Regions from separate parts of the Homo sapiens genome. Here region 1 is linked to region 2. A link is a loop called in an ENCODE intact Hi-C map of the cell type or tissue named here. Cell type or tissue: A673. All regions are shown on one strand. Links, peaks and the distances in the headings refer to the core of each region. The heading gives the core; the rest is flanking DNA.

Evidence for each region. Hi-C counts contacts between places; a loop is a spot of excess contacts. Peaks named below come from ENCODE experiments on the same cell type or tissue, not always from the same donor. Only the 100,000 strongest peaks of a DNase experiment are listed, where the experiment ranks them.
Region 1: a loop joins it to region 2, with 27 times the contacts of the local background. A loop is called at or near these places in 8 of 110 quality-filtered maps.

What each region holds. Positions count from the first base shown.
Region 1 is chr14:49,299,350-49,307,269 of GRCh38, forward strand. No RefSeq gene overlaps it. Among named protein-coding and RNA genes, the nearest start is that of RPS29, 280 kb to the right of the region's middle. In A673, for the core only: no CTCF peak of the experiment used is centred there; a DNase peak (open chromatin) is centred at 4,792.
Region 2 is chr14:47,912,759-47,920,678 of GRCh38, forward strand. No RefSeq gene overlaps it. Among named protein-coding and RNA genes, the nearest start is that of LINC00648, 120 kb to the left of the region's middle. In A673, for the core only: a CTCF peak has its summit at 4,759 (motif pointing right); a DNase peak (open chromatin) is centred at 4,793.

The DNA.
Region 1 (7,920 bases), core at 3,512-6,011, 1.4 Mb after region 2:
TAGGGCTGGACACAGTGGCTCACACCTATAATCCCAACACTTTGGGAGGTCAAGGCAGGGAGATCACTTAAGGCCAGGAGTTCGAGACCAGCCTGGGCAGCATAATGAGACACTGCCTCCACATAAAAAATTTAAATATCAGCCAGGTGTGGTGGCGCATGCCTATAGTCCCAGCTACTCAAGAGGCTGAGGCAGGAAGATTGCTTGAGCCCAGGCATTTGAGGCCATAGTGCACGATGATCAATCCTGTACATAGGCACTACATTCAGCCTGGGTGATAGAGTGAGACCTATCTCTAAAATATATATAAATAAATAAATATGTGGGCTGAGACAGGCTGTAGCTTAATTCACAAGTACTTATCAATACATTAAGAGGAATCAGAGCCCCAGAAGTGAGTGTACAAAAGATTGAGATGATTGTTCCTAGGGCAGAGAAGATAGAAAGGTTGTATTTGGAAAATGAGAAGGCTATTTTGGAGTACTAGGAATAGTTAAAGGGATCATCAGGAATGAAGGGGGGCCAGGTGTGGTGGCTCATGCCTGTAATCCCAGCACTTTGGGAGGCTGAGGCGGGTGGATCACTAGAGGTTAGGAGTTCAAGACCAGCCTGGCCAATATAGTGAAATCTCATCTCTACTAAAAATACAAAAATTAGCTGGGCCTGGTGGCACACGCCTGTAATCCCAGCTACTCAGGAGGCTGAGGCAGGAGAATCACTTGAACCCTGGAGGCAGAGGTTGCAGTGAGCCAAGATCACGCCATTGCACTCTAGCCTGGGCAACAGAGCGAGACTCTGTCTCAAAAAAAAGAAAAAAAAAGAATGAAGAGGAAGCAAAATAAGAAGGAAAAAAATGGGATAATGTGCAGGTTTGTTACATAGGTATATGTGTGCCATGATGTGTGCAAGTGCTGCACCTATTGACTCATCCTGTAAGTTCCCTCCCTTCACCCCCCCACCCCATAACAGGCCCTGGTGTGTGTTGTTCCCCTCTCTATGTCCATGTGTTCTCATTGTTCAGCTCCTACTTATGAGTGAGAACATGTGGTGTTTGGTTTTCTGTTCCTGTGTTAGTTTGCTGATGATGATGGCTTCCAGCTTCATCCATGTTCCTGCAAAGGACATGATCTCATTCCTTTTTATGGCTGCATTGTATTCCATGGTGTATATGTACCACATTTTCTCTATCCAGTCTATCATTGATGCGCATTTGGGTTGGTTCCAAATCTTTGCTATTGTAAATAGCGCTGCAATAAACATATTGTGTGCATGTGTCTTTATAGCAGAATAATTCATATTCCTTTGAGTATATACCCAGTAATGGGATTGCTGGGTCAAATGGCATTTCTGGTTATAGATCCTTGAGGAATTGCCACATTGTCTTCCAAAATGGTCGAACTAATTTACATTCCCACCAACAGTGTAAAAGTGTTCCTATTTCTCCACAGCCTCTCCAGCATCTATTGTTTCTTGACTTTTTAATAATTGCCATTCTGACCGGCATGAGATGGTATCTCATTGTGGTTTTGATTTGCATTTCTCTGATGATCAGGGATGTTGAGCTTTTTTTCATATATTTGTTGGCCATGTAAATGTCTTCTTTTAAGAAGTGTCTGTTCATATCGTTTGCCCACTTTTTGATGGGGTTGTTTGCTTTTTTCTTGTAAATATATTTAAGTTTCTTGTAAATTCTGGATATTAGACCTTTGTCACATGAGTAGATTGCAAAAATTTTCTCCCATTCTGTAGGTTGCCTGCTCACTCTGGTGATAGTTTCTTTTGTGAGCACCCTCATCTATTTTGCAATTTTACCAAAGGTAGGAATACCTCTACCAGGTATCTGGCTATGTCCTAATATACCAGATGGAGATTAACTGCCAATGAAACAACTTTGTTTTAAGTTAGGGATTCATGTCTCAGAGCCCACAGAGGAACAAGCCCTCTAGTTTTCAAATCCATGAGAATCTACCTTTTCCTCAGTATCAAGCTCAGTGGAAATCTTAAACTTCATGGAGTTAAACTTAAAATAACACTAAGATCAAAGTGTTTAGACATAAGCCAGCCAAAGAAAACCTCACCTATTCACCCACACTTAGATTCCCAGGTGCCATGTAAACAACTCTGTACTGCTGATACCCAACATAATACAAGAAAGGCTCAAATTTTCAGAGAAATAAATAATTATTCCACAGTTTGGGAAATGAACTTTGTTCGTGTCAAAACTGTTGTAGATTGTACACTTTTCTGTTTCTTGAAGACCTGAAAACACAGAGGGACTCAGGTATGAAATTGAGAGAGTAGATCACTGCGGAGTTTGTTGCAACTGTAGGTCTAGTTAAATGTTGGCTGGAAATGTGCACAAAATACCCCCCCAAAAAAAAAGATTTCTCAAAGGAATAGAGTGATGTGAAAGCTCACGGTCTATTCGTTGGAGAGTTTCCCTCAGATACAGAGCCCCTGATTGAAATTTCATTGCCCAGCAATTTCAGATTCTTCTATATTAAGCAGGCACCAAACCATTCCCACCAAGAGCTAAGATTCGTGAAATGTTCTAACAATTTTAAATTGCTCTCTTCCACTCATGAACTGACTTCCCAATCAACCTCCCATTCCAGAGCATATTAAGATGGCAGGAATTTTGTGAATATTAAATCACTGTGAATCATGCATGGTAATTTAAAACTATTACAGACTAATGTTTGATTGAGAAAAGTATTCTAATTGGAAAAATGATAGAAAAGTTAGTCTAGTTCAATGCTCCAGGACATATTGAAAGAAACTGTGGCTAAAAAGCATTACTCAATTACACAATAATTCTTGCCTCTGTGTCTACGTCCTTGTTGAGAGAGGAGAACCCACCCTTACCCCTCTTCATGGAGCATTAGGCAATCTGGAGAGGAAGTTACTGGGAGTGAACCCTGCTGAAAGAGAACATCCTGGAGGCAAGGATGGGCAACCCAGGTGGCTGAAGAATGGTAAGCAAAGGAAAGACTGAAAGGCAAGTGATAAAAAGACCAATCTTGGGAAGCATTTGTAACCACAGGAAGGGAGACAGAAGCAAGGACCTAACTAGGAATACACATAACTCAACAAAAGCCAGCAGGAATGAGAGCCAATCAATATGTCAAGTTGGAGATGGGTCAGAGGAAATGATTCAAAACTAAGCTCAGGAACCATACAAGTGCTACTTTCACATGGTCCATGTTGGGGGTAAGGAGGTGAGTTGGGTGGCTCACAGTACCAATGCAAGTTGGGTAATAACCCCCAGTGGCTTAGACCAAGGGATGCAACTCAGGATTGGCCCAGGATTGCACTCTCAAATTGTGTTTGTGTTCCTCTAATGTGTCAAAGTATATGCAAAATTCCAAGATAAACATGGCATGTAAAGTGTCAATTGTCCTAGGTGCATAACTTAAACGCTATTCTCATTTTAAAGCAATCCAGGATATACTATGCAGCAGAATCCAAAATTTGCACTAATTTCTAATAAAATAAGTGGCTTGGAAAACTGCGGTATTATCAGAAGACAGGTCTGTATTGGGCTCTGTCTTGAAGCTCCCTGGGGACACTAATTCTATTTTACCAAAAAGGGAACTTCACTCTAAGACTGGACAAATGTGTGAATACAGTTGGACCCACTGAGGTCACCTTTTCTCAAACAAACAAGACTCAAGTAAACAACGCCTAATCTCCCATGATCTATTTTCTGCCTTAGGCAGACGCACATGCCTCTTTTATTTGGATATGAATTGAAAACCAAAGTTTGGAAAGCAGATTCTGAAGCCCACAGAGCCTGGAGCTCATGATGCTCTCTGAGAGACTGTGTTTGCAAGCATGCCCCCTACACCCCATCAAGAGTCTCCAGCTTTAATGGTCTGTAGAAGTTGAATAGAATTGCCTAAGGGAAAATGCTATTCTTTTGCAACACAACACACAGCTCCTCATTCATTTGAGATTTACAATGTGTAATTATATAAAGATCTACAGCTAACACTGTGTGGAACTGCCAATTGTCACTTTGTGGATTTTGCTTAACCTGTGACGGTTATAGAGTTAAATCATTCTTGGCATAAAAAGGGTTAAATTCATGAAATAGTCACATGATGTTTACTAAGTTGTCTCTAGCAAATACTATGTAAGAAAATAACATGAAAATTATTTCCTCAGCTAGAAATTCAGATAAAAAGGGAGGTCTTCCACAAGAAGGAAGGGGAGGGGGGATTAACAAAGATGCTTCAGATTAATCCTTAAGAAAATGCCATCTCTTTCCAATCTCTAAGCTGATGGGGGTTGGGTGGAGACAAGAGACAGAAGGACAAACCAGAGCTGTGCCAGAAGAAAGCCAGTTTCTATTCTTGTTCTCCAAGTCAGTGAGAGCAGACACCTTAAAAGTCACACACCAAGAATCAAAACGTGACCACTTATATTTACCCAACCCAGGGACCCTAAGGAAGCTAAGTTCTATGTACCCAGTTTGGAGAAATATGAGATTTCCAAAGCTGCTCCCAGATTTCATGACCTGTTGAGGAGGCATATGAAGAGGAATTTTAGTTCAAACACTGCCTAGAGGAAATTATAGGCACTTTATAGTAACCCAAAAGGAGCATATGACCTAAGTCTGAGCAAAGGAAGTCTGAAGAACTATATCCTGTCTCAGAGATTCAAAGCTGCTAGAAGGAAACCTCAGAGTAGATCAGTTTCCCAGGCTCACTTTCCTGGTGAACCCATTTTCCTTAAGAGACTCGCCCTTGAAGAACTCAACAAGGAAAGTGCTGTGAGCTGTCCTCCACTGTGGTGCTGAAATATGAAGGCTGCTCACCAAGACACCAATATACCATTGAAGGAGATGGGAAACAATGAGGAGTAGCTGTTGTTAGAGTCCACATAGGTTTCCAAAAGGAGCTGTGATCACAGAGTGCCACCCCCACTCGCCTCTGAGCTGCTGTCGCTGAGAACAAGTGCCAAAAAATCAGCAGGCAGTCCCCTCGGCTGGGAGCTCCCACGGGCTGGATTGTCCCTGGAAGCAGTAGTTTCAGGCTAAGCAGAAAAGGAGAGGACATTTATTCCTGATGGATTTTTTCATCTCTCCCTGCCACAGCAATACAATGACATTATTGTAACATCCAAAAGGAAAATATCTTCTGATATGTTTATTGATGGGTCTTCTGATAAATTCACTAAAGGAAAAGGACAATTTTACATTAAATAATTCCACTGAGATTAGAGACCTCAAAACTTTGGGCAGGCTCTACTGTATCTTGAGTATATTAACTCAAGCTTCTGACTCCCTAGGGCCCAGAATGTGACACTGGAAAAGAACATTATACATAACAAGACGTGATCAATGGGCCATTGCTTTCCTAACTGCTCCAAACCTCATCTGTAAACAATGGGTAATAATATCCTCCTCATAGTAAGCTGTGGTGATTAAATTAAATTATTTTTAAGATATTGGACAAAAGTCCCTGTCATATTGGCTGGGCAATAGTAGATGCTTATTAATAGAGAACAGCATATGAAGAAACCAAGGGTCAGGGAAATGTGTAAATTGCCCTTCATATACATCTTTATTATAACATTTATTATGATATTTTTCAATTATAATGATCCAACTGTATGTCTCCTCTATGAAAACAAAATCATATTTATTCAAATTCCTTTGCCCTGCTCCTAACATTTTTTATTGCATGCTTAGTAAGTATGTTTTGAATTAAGTTTACTTGCATTTCCTACAATTAGACTTGAAGCATGATAAGAGGACAGCAGCCACACAATTATCTGGGCAGTCTCCAGTCTTCCTGCCTAATACTTAGAAATTTCAGTGAACTATAACAGCAGCTACCCCTCACCATCTCTCATTTCTTTAGACATCTCTTTGGCATTAGCAGACAGTCTGACACGTCTGGTCCACCGCACCCTCATATTGCATTACTACTGTCCACTTTCCATGCCTCAAGGCTAATCATAGAAAAATATTCCATTCTTTAGATGTGCTTTCTGTATTGCCCATAAGTCAAACAGCAGCAAAGGGAGGAAATAAAACAGAACAAGTGAGAAAGAAATGTATTTTTTTTCTGCTCTCACACTTGTGAGCACAGCTCCTGGACACTTCAGCTATAATTATTTTTTATTTCTGGACAAAACTAAAGTTTCACTGAAGGAACAATGTGATAACTTTCCTATAGATTTCCATATGTAGGATTTGAAGTTTTTTAATGTTTACTAATAAATTAGTAAAAAAAAAAAATCTATACTCCAAAGAGTATATCTGCTCTCCAAAGAGATCAGATGATGTTTCCTAAATACATTTACTAGCTTTAGCAAAAACTTAAGTCCTGCTAAGTTCTGGAATTGCTCATTATTTCAGATGTCCATTTTACAGTTCTGTATATCGCCTCTAAAGTGACCATCTCTAGACACTTCTTTCTTTTAATTCTGTTACCTACGTATAATTCCAGATTGGTAGAGAGGCTTGTAGAGATGGTACTAAATGAATTACCCAGACCAGAATGAACCCTCTTGCTATGCTCATATTTATTATCATATACACTTGCAGCTTCTAAGCCCCACACTTAAAATTGTTAATATGTAGGAGGTGTACAGCAACACAGACCATACAAGAGCTGAGTCATTAGTATGCATAACTAGAATTGAGAATAAAAACATGCACTATTTGATCTTGGACCTAGACATAGCTTCATAGTAAAAGGTAGGTATTTTTGGATCTTTGATGCAGATAATCAAAGGGAGAAAAAAAAAATCCTATGGTGTTTGATCAGGTCTCAAAAGGAAATTAACCATGGCTGTTCCATTAAACAACTTGGGGGTTCCAAACTCATTTTACAGAAATATATAGCCTATATTTGATGCTAATTTCAGATGCTGCTGTAAGTATCTGTGCTGTTATGACTAAGCCATTGCAGAAAAGAAAGGTGAAAAAGAAATGAGTCCCTACCACGGTTAAAAACTGAAAAAACATTGAGAAAGAGCTCCACCTACTGGAATGTTTTTCTACAACTGAAGACCTATAAAGTTACCCTCAAACTTTTCTAAAATAAAACTTCAATAGGGTCATAGGTCAGATAACAGGTAACATCCTTTGAAGTTGCTTAACCCTCTGATTTCAGGTTGCACTGAGAGGCAGAGAATTTTTCAAGAAAATCAAAGGAAATTTTTGTAATTAATTGACTTATTTCATCTACTGGTTCATAGATTGTATTATGGCAACCAGATCAATATTATATAGAAAAAAGAGGGGATTTTTAAATTGTATTTCTATGTGGCCAAGTAGAGCTAATAGCAGTAGTGTCTAGCATTTGTATAAGTCTTTAGTTCATAAAGCATTTATATGTATATATATATATCATTTAATAATATCTAGCAACCACATAGTTTCCACAATTAATATTCAGCATATCACACCAGTATTACACACTTAAAGCATTCATCCTGATTAGTGAGTGCCTATTCAGTGCCAGCTGTTAAGATATTTTTAATATTGCCCTTGACTTTATTGCATCCTGATTCACGTAAAACTGAATAGAAAAGGGAATATTTGAGTAATTTTCAATCAATAGATAAATATTTTCTTTAATCTATCCTCCCAATACCAACCCCTCACACATGGCCCCTAAATCAATGTTTGCGCTGGGGAGGGGAGGAGGGATTCTGCCCTCCAGTTCTAACCATGCTTCCCCTCGGAAATATCCTTCACAGGATTTACACACACACACATTTACTTTCAAATGGAAATATCCTTCACAGGATTTACATACACACACACACATTTACTTTCCCTAACTCTGAGGAAATCTCAACTCTTTCATTCAATTGGCTGCTGAACACTATTGTGTGTCAGTTACATTCTAGAAATACAAAGAAGATGATAAGGAAGACAGTAAAACTGGAGCCCTGTCCCAG
Region 2 (7,920 bases), core at 3,338-5,837:
TTACTGTAGAAATACAGGTTTAAAAGAGCAGACTTGCTAAGGTTAATTCAGAAAGATTTAATTTGGGAAATTTATAATTGGCAGCAGTATTTCTGCTTTATAAATAAAGCATTCTGCCAGGAATGAGATGTAAGCTATACACAGAACTTACAACTTTGTATATAAGTATGTATCATTAGGTAGGAGTTTAAAAGATCTGATTATCAGTGCATAAATATTTTAGAGATTGCCTAAATATCTAAGCTATATAAACTGTATGTATTCCTTTAAAGTAGAAGCAAAAAATAAAGAGTCAGAGAGAGAGCAAATTGAAATGCATGTGGGTCAGCATACCATAAATATGTTAACTACAACCACCTCTCACAGAGAACAGTTAACACTTTTTGCATTTTGAAAAAAGACACTCCTCACCCTTCTTTTTTTAGATACAAAGAAGATAGAGTAGAAATACAAATGGATGCAGGGAGACCAGCGAAGGGTTTATTGCATTTGTCCTGATGAGAGATAACAAAAATTGAGTTAATATGTACAGATACAATCAGACACGTATGAGATACATTAAAATGTAGAATTGCTTGGACTTGCTACTGCTTACCTTTGGTGAAGTGTAGAGAAAGGGAGATGCTGTGAATGGCAGACTTTGGATTTTAGCACTTGGATCAATGGTGGCACCATTCACTAAGGAAAGGAGCTAATTAGGGCAGTTTTGTGTGTGAACATGTGTGTGTGTGTCTGTGTGTGAATTTAAATTCAAAATTATAAATTGTGAATCGGGCTTTGAAATATCTGTGAGACATCCCATTAGAACTAGTGAAAGTGCAAGTGGATATATAGATTTAAAACCCTGAATTGTCATCTAGACTTACTAAATAAATTTGAGTCATCTCTTTACAGATACAAACTGAAGGCAGAGGAGTTGATGAAATTTATATTAAAAACTTTTAGAAAAATGAGAAACTGGCCTAATATTTAATACTATAAATGGAGTCTACGTTTTTTTTTTCTATAAAGGGCCAGATAGTAAATATTTTAGGCTTTGTAGGTCAAATGGTCTCTGTCACTACTACACATTTGCCATTGTAGTGCTAAATTGGCCACAGTCAATATATAAATGAATGAGCATTATTATGTTCCAATAAATTTTTATTAGCAGATATTAGGAAGCAAATTGGACTTGACCCATGGGCCGTGGTTTGCTGACCCATGAACTAGGATTCTGGATCTAAATATCAGATAAGTGAAAATAAATTGGTAAAGATGTGGGAGAAGGCAGAAAAGATCAATTGAGAGTTGTGTTAGAGACACAGATAGAAGAGAGAATGCAAAAAAGATAAAAATTTTACAAATTTAAAAATCCCATTTGAGTTAGCCACATAATAGTCATTGATCACCTTGTTAAAATCCATTTTAAAGATATAGTAAAAAGTGAATGATGGTAATGGGTTGAAGAAAGAGTGGAAAGAGGGTAAATGGGCACAGTAAATACAAATAACTCTTTTATGAAAATTAGACACGAAGAGGACAGGGATAAAATGTACCTGGAAAGAAAAGGGTTTTCTCAACATGAATGTAAAGTGGATCTAAAATAGTCATTTACATCAAGATTGTATGTAGTCAGTATGTAGTGACATGTTTATGCACCCTATTTCAAGCTCCTTACTTCATTTTGTTCTCGCTAGTTTATGCTAGAGGCTTTGAGACTTGGTACAGCAACTGCAGATGACAATGTCAATGCTCAACAAAGATCTCTTTTCTGAGCCCTACTCATCTGTAAGGGCGTTAAGACCATTTTAGGAATAGACTTCTTTAGGATATGGGGTGGGGAAACTATTTCTTTCAGTGATTATATCTTGTACTAGTGACAGTTCTGGGTAACAAAACAACAAAAGTGAATGACTTTTATTAAATGTAGGGGTTTTATGTTAATTTGTTAGTAAACCAATTGTAAGCTGGCACCCCTGCGGATTCAGAAACCTAGTTAAACTTGATTTGTAATCTTGGAGAATCAGGAGGGCTCCTTGTAACTGCTGAAGATTAGCTTGTAGTTAACATGCCTATGTTATCCTCTGTTTCCACCCTGTTCTCCATCAGTCTGGAACAAATAAGCAGGTGCTTCACCATTTTCCACAAAATATTCCTTGCACCTTGATATGGTTTAGCTGTGTCCCCACCCAAATCTCATTTGAATTGTAACTCCCACAATTCCCACGTGTCATGGGAGGAACCCAGTGTTAAGTGATTGAATTATGGGGGCATTTCTTTCCTTTTTTGTTCTCATGATTGTGAATGAGTCTCAAGAGATCTGATGGTTTCATAAGGGGAAACCCGTTTCACTTGACTTTCATTCTCTCTTTGCCTGCTGCCCATTCAGGTAAGACCGGACTTGCTCCTCCTTGCCTTCCGCCATGATTGTGAGGCTTCCCCAACCACGTGGAACTGTAAGTCCAATTAAACATCTTTCTTTTGTAAATTGCCTTGTCTCCGGTATGTCTTTATCAGCAGTGTGAAAACAGACTAATACACACCTATAATTTATTGTATTTGTTTTCTGTAAATAACCACTTTCCATGACTTTTCTTTATTCAGCTTTAATCTGCTACACTTTCCTCTGCATGTGCTCCCTAGTTTTCTGGAGGGAACATACTCACTTTTCCAACTGTCTCAAGACAAATGCTTTTTGAGAACTTTTCCCTTTTTCTCCTTAAGAGAGAAGGTGCACAAACTACTAACAGTATAACAATTTCTGTATCTCATTACATTTGTGTTCACTCTTCTCTGGAAAAAATTGAGCACAGGATTTATGATAAGGGGCTTTCTCTCAGCCAGATTTTTGACCTTATTTAAAAGGCACTCCAAATTCCTACTTAAGTTTATCTTTCAATTAAAAATGCACATTAAAGACAAGTGCAAACCTGCAGAACTGCCTTAATTTTCTTCTCTCCTTTACAACCTGAATTACATAAAGAATTAATGCAGCATTTTAAAGTAGCTAAAATACTTCCATGTTGTAGCTTTAGGCAAGCGTTGTCCTTCACACTGCTTACATTGCAGCTTAATATTATCTAAGGACAATGGGCACCTTTAATGTACTCAGTTATTTACTTTATTAAGTATACCTTCATTCTAGCCTTAGAGATTGATGACTATTTAGAGTTCTAATTTATGTAAAATGTTAAATCCATATTTTAGACAAATTCATACTGATGAGGCCAAACTCAGAAAATATCTTTGTTTATATGTGACCTGAAGCCACTTTACATCCCATTGATAATGCTGTCAAATCTTTAGCTATGTAACTATTTTTAGAATTCCAATTTCTTTCAGAAGACGATGCTATATTTTTATCAATCTTTTATAGAGAATGGATATAAATTACCTATGCCATGGAAGTTAAGACCGACATAGGTATGGATTTGAATCCCAGAATCAGAATTAAGAGAGTAAGATAACTATGTGTTACTAGCAAAAGCTATAGATGCAGAAAAAGGTATGCTACCTAGCTTTTTAATTATTTCAACTGTTTTTGAGAAAAAAGATCAAGGACTCAAGCATCCTTTGTCCTGCAATACTCTGGAAAATGTCAGGCTTCTACTTATTAAAGACAAAATAACTGAAGACTTTATGATCTTGTCCCCCAATACCGAGCCTAGCAGATGCACCATAACCGTGAATATCCTCCAGCCAATTTTATGTGTTTTAGAAATTACATATTCTATCAATAATTCAAGGATAAAAATGATGGTAACTGGAGATGAGGCAAAGCAGGCTCCCGAGAGTATAAGAAAACAGATGAACAACAACCATTGTTCTGGCCAGAAGTCTAAGTGAAAAAGAGTTTTAGAGTACATTAAACTCACCTGGGGCAGGGGGTTTAAAAAATTCTGATACTCAGAATGTACCCAGATCAATTAAATCAGAATTTCTTGGCGTGAGACCCAAGTATAGGTATATTCTTAAAGTTATCAGGTAATTCTCATATGGGCTAAGCTTATGAATCATACATTTAGAGACTTTGGCAAATAAATGTTACAGACATCAGTGAGAAATAAATTTAATATTGTATCTAATTCTGCACACTTAAGCAAGTTTTATGTGTTTTTAGATTTAAAAAAATCCATATTTAAAGACTATTGACCTGATACTTGCAAATAGGATCAGTAGAATTTATTGGAATTATTTGATTGTGACAAGAAAGATCTGACTTGTCCTAATGACTAATCAACAACAAAATTGGGCCAGAGCAGATAATTCTAAGAATAAGAAGAGTTAGCTAATAAGCTAGAGGTCATTGTATCTACTTGTACCTAGGTATTTATATTTCTTTAAATTTTGCGCTAATTTTGAATGTCAATTAGATAACTCCAAAATACTATTTTTTTTTGTTTTGCCATTTACATAAAAATTAAAACATTTAAATTGAAAGGCATGCAAAACACTTTTTTCTAAATGAATATCATTGTTTCAAGACTTGCTTTTTCAACCAAAGAGCTTATGACCAATACCTTGAGTCAGATTTTCCTATTTCAGGGTTTCTTGAAATGTGGTTTATAGTTCACATGAATCACAGTAACACTGTCTATTAAAACTGAAGGTTCGTGATCTCTGCCTCAGATATACAGAATCATAATCTCCTAGTGAGAGGCTTTGTAACTTATTTACAATCTTCCCAGGAGATTTTGATACACACTAAATTTTCAGAATCTTTGCCTTACTTCCCTCGAAGTAAAACTCTAGATTTATACTTTCAGCAGTAGGATTAAATGTTTACATGCCACAGAAGGCCAGGAGAGGGCAGCAGAAAGCTGAAATTTATGGGAAAAAAAGGGAAGACTTGACCTTGGAAGTCCCCTAAAATTTGAGAGAACATACATCTAGAAAAATAGGTAAGAGTTTGTAACTGCGACTAAAAAGTAAATCTATTGGACCATTTTGGTAGGTAATTTAAAAAGAGAGCTGAAAAAGGTGAGAAGAGTTCATTCAAAACCATTTGTCAAAGTGGAAAGCAACTCAACTGGAAAACATGCCTAAGAAACTGATTTTTCGGCCATGAATATGCCCAGAATGAAGAAGACAGGCACTAGAGGAAAGGTACTAGAAGAAACAAGCTGAACAAAAAAGTACGACAAGTTAGTGGAGATGACTGTGAAAACATAATTCCATTGATGTATTAACTCATTTCCTTAAGAAAAAAATAATGGTGTTGATGATGCTGAGGAAATAAAATTTTAATTATAAATACGACAAAAGGAAAATAGCTAGTCTGTGACTAGTGACTAGTATTTGTTATGTAGTGATGGCAGATGGTCAAAAGATTACAGCTATTTTCAGAAATGGTTTAGAAGAAAAGAGGGTTGTCTTTTGATGAAAAGCTAGACTTTATTTATTTTAAGAATAGCTGACAACAAACACTTAATTGGAGGAAGTTTTTTACATTGTTGTAAATATTCTGCTGTATGGTAGTTAGGAAGGAAAATACAAACGAATTTTTTTCAGAAATCATTAATAGCCAATTGATCCTCAAGTTGAAAGAGAAATTAAATACTTATATATGGTCTCAGAAAGATAGTTTATAGGAAAAACAAAGTAACTATAAAGCTATCATAGTATATAATGCAAATATAAGACAGTCTACAGATATGAAAACCTGTTTGATGAAACTGAAACACTTGAGGTACTTCTACTAAAAGGCCCCACCATATATATATATGGTATATATATATATTTGGTATATGTCTATATATATAATACATATGGTATACATATATATTTGGTATATATATATTTGTGTGTGTGTATATATGTGTATATGTGTGTGTATATAGATATACACATATATACACACACATATATATACACACACATACACACACATATAAAAATATGAAAATGAAATGTATTTGATTGAATAATTTTAAGTGAAGAATTTAGGAGAATGTAAGAAGGTGTAACTAAACTGTGTCAAATGAACAATCAAAATATCTGTCAAAAGTATCCTATAATGATAATATAAATATAACAAACCAAGGACACAGGGTAAGAAGAGAAAATTGATGGGTTAAAATCCATCATCTTTTCAGTGCATTTTCATTACACTAAAAACTTAGGGAACCAAACACAAAGGCAGAGAGAGTTAGACAGGATTAGCCGCATTCTGTTCTTCAAAAAGCTCTTAAAAATAATGATTCTCAAAAAATAAGAAAGTAATATATTCTCAAAAGCAATAGTAGTAATAATTTGCTGAAGTTGCTTATCAGCTTAAGAAGCCTTTGGGCTGAGACGATGGGGTTTTCTAAATGTGGATCATGCTGTATGCTAACAGAGACAGTTTGACTTTTTTTCTTCCTATCTGAATACCCTTTCTTTCTTTCTTTCTCTTGCCTGATTGCCCTGGCCAGAACTTCCAAAATTGTGTTGAATAGGAGTGGTGAGAGAGGGCATCATTTTCTTGTGCCAGCTTTCAAAGGGAATGCTTCCAGCTTTTGCCCATTCAGTATGACATAGTGGGTTTTTCATAAATGGCTCTTATTATTTTGAAGTATGTTCCATCAATACCAAGTTTATTGAGAGTTTTTAACATAAAGGAATGTTGAATTTTATCAAAGGCCTTTTCTGCTTTTTGTTTGTTTTTCTTTTAACAGTCAGGTTCCTCTTCTGTAAGACTGCTGAGATTTGCTGGGGGTCCACTCCACACCCTATTTGCCTGGGTTCCTCCCGCACCTGGAGATGTCACCGGTGGAGGCGGCAGAACAGCAAAGATGGCTGCCTGCTCCTTCCCCTGGGATCTCCATCCCAGAGATGCACCGACATGATGCCAGCAGGAACGATCCTGTATAAGGTGTCTGGTGACCCCTGTTGGGGGGTCTCACCCAATCAGGAGGCACTGGATCTGGGTCCTGGTTAACGAAGCACTCTGGCTGCCCCTTGGCGGAGAGGGTGCCCCGCACAGGGTGAAATCCCACTCATCCAGATTGCCTGGATTCTTCAGAGCCAGCAGGGGGAAAGACTAAGTCTACTGATTTATGGAGACCATGGCCACCCCTCTCCTTGAGGGCTCAGTCTTAGGAAGATCAGAGTTCTTTCCCTAAACCCCTGGCTATAGTTGCTGAAATTCCTGCAGGGCGGTCCCACCAGTGAGGAGGGATGGGTGCAGGTCTGGCCTAAAGAGGCAGTCTGGCCACAATCTGCCATAGCTGCTGTGCTGTGCTGTGGGAAATTCCTCCTGGGTCCAAACTATCCAGTCTCCTCAACACTGGCAGGGGAAAAACGGCAGACAGGAGCTTCAGTGATGGCTGCTGCTCCTCCCCCAGGAAGCTCAGTCAACTTAGGCAGCAGGCAGCCACAGTGATGGCATCCGCCCCTCTCCCCAGTTACTTGGTAGCCTTAGGCAGTTTCCGGCTGAGTGGCTGCTGAGAATCTGCACGGCTCTGTGCTTGGTACCCAAGGCCCTGGTGGCATGGGCTCATGAGGGGGATCACCTGATCCACTGGTTTCACAGATCTGTGGAAAAAGTGTGGTTTCTCAGGCAGGGTAGCATGATCACTCACCACCTCCCTTGGCTGGGGGTGGGGGCTCCCTTGCCCCATGTGGATCCAGGTGGGCCGTCGCACCATCCTGCTTTTCTTTGCTGTCAGTGGGTCATGCCAACTATCTAGTCAGTCCCAATGAAAGAACCTGGATACCTCAGTTGCCAGTGCAGGATTCACTTGCCATTTTCATTCTTCTCAGTGAGATCCTCTGACTGCAGCTGCTTCTAATGGGCCATCTTGGCCCCTATCTTGGTTTTCTATAAACATTTATTTTGTGTATGTAACCCTAGAATGTTGTATAAAGGATAGTTATGCCAGCTTAGACAGAAGCATGATACACTCTTTACCTATATTCAGATAAATTTAAAAAGCTTTGTATGGCTGCTGAGATGAC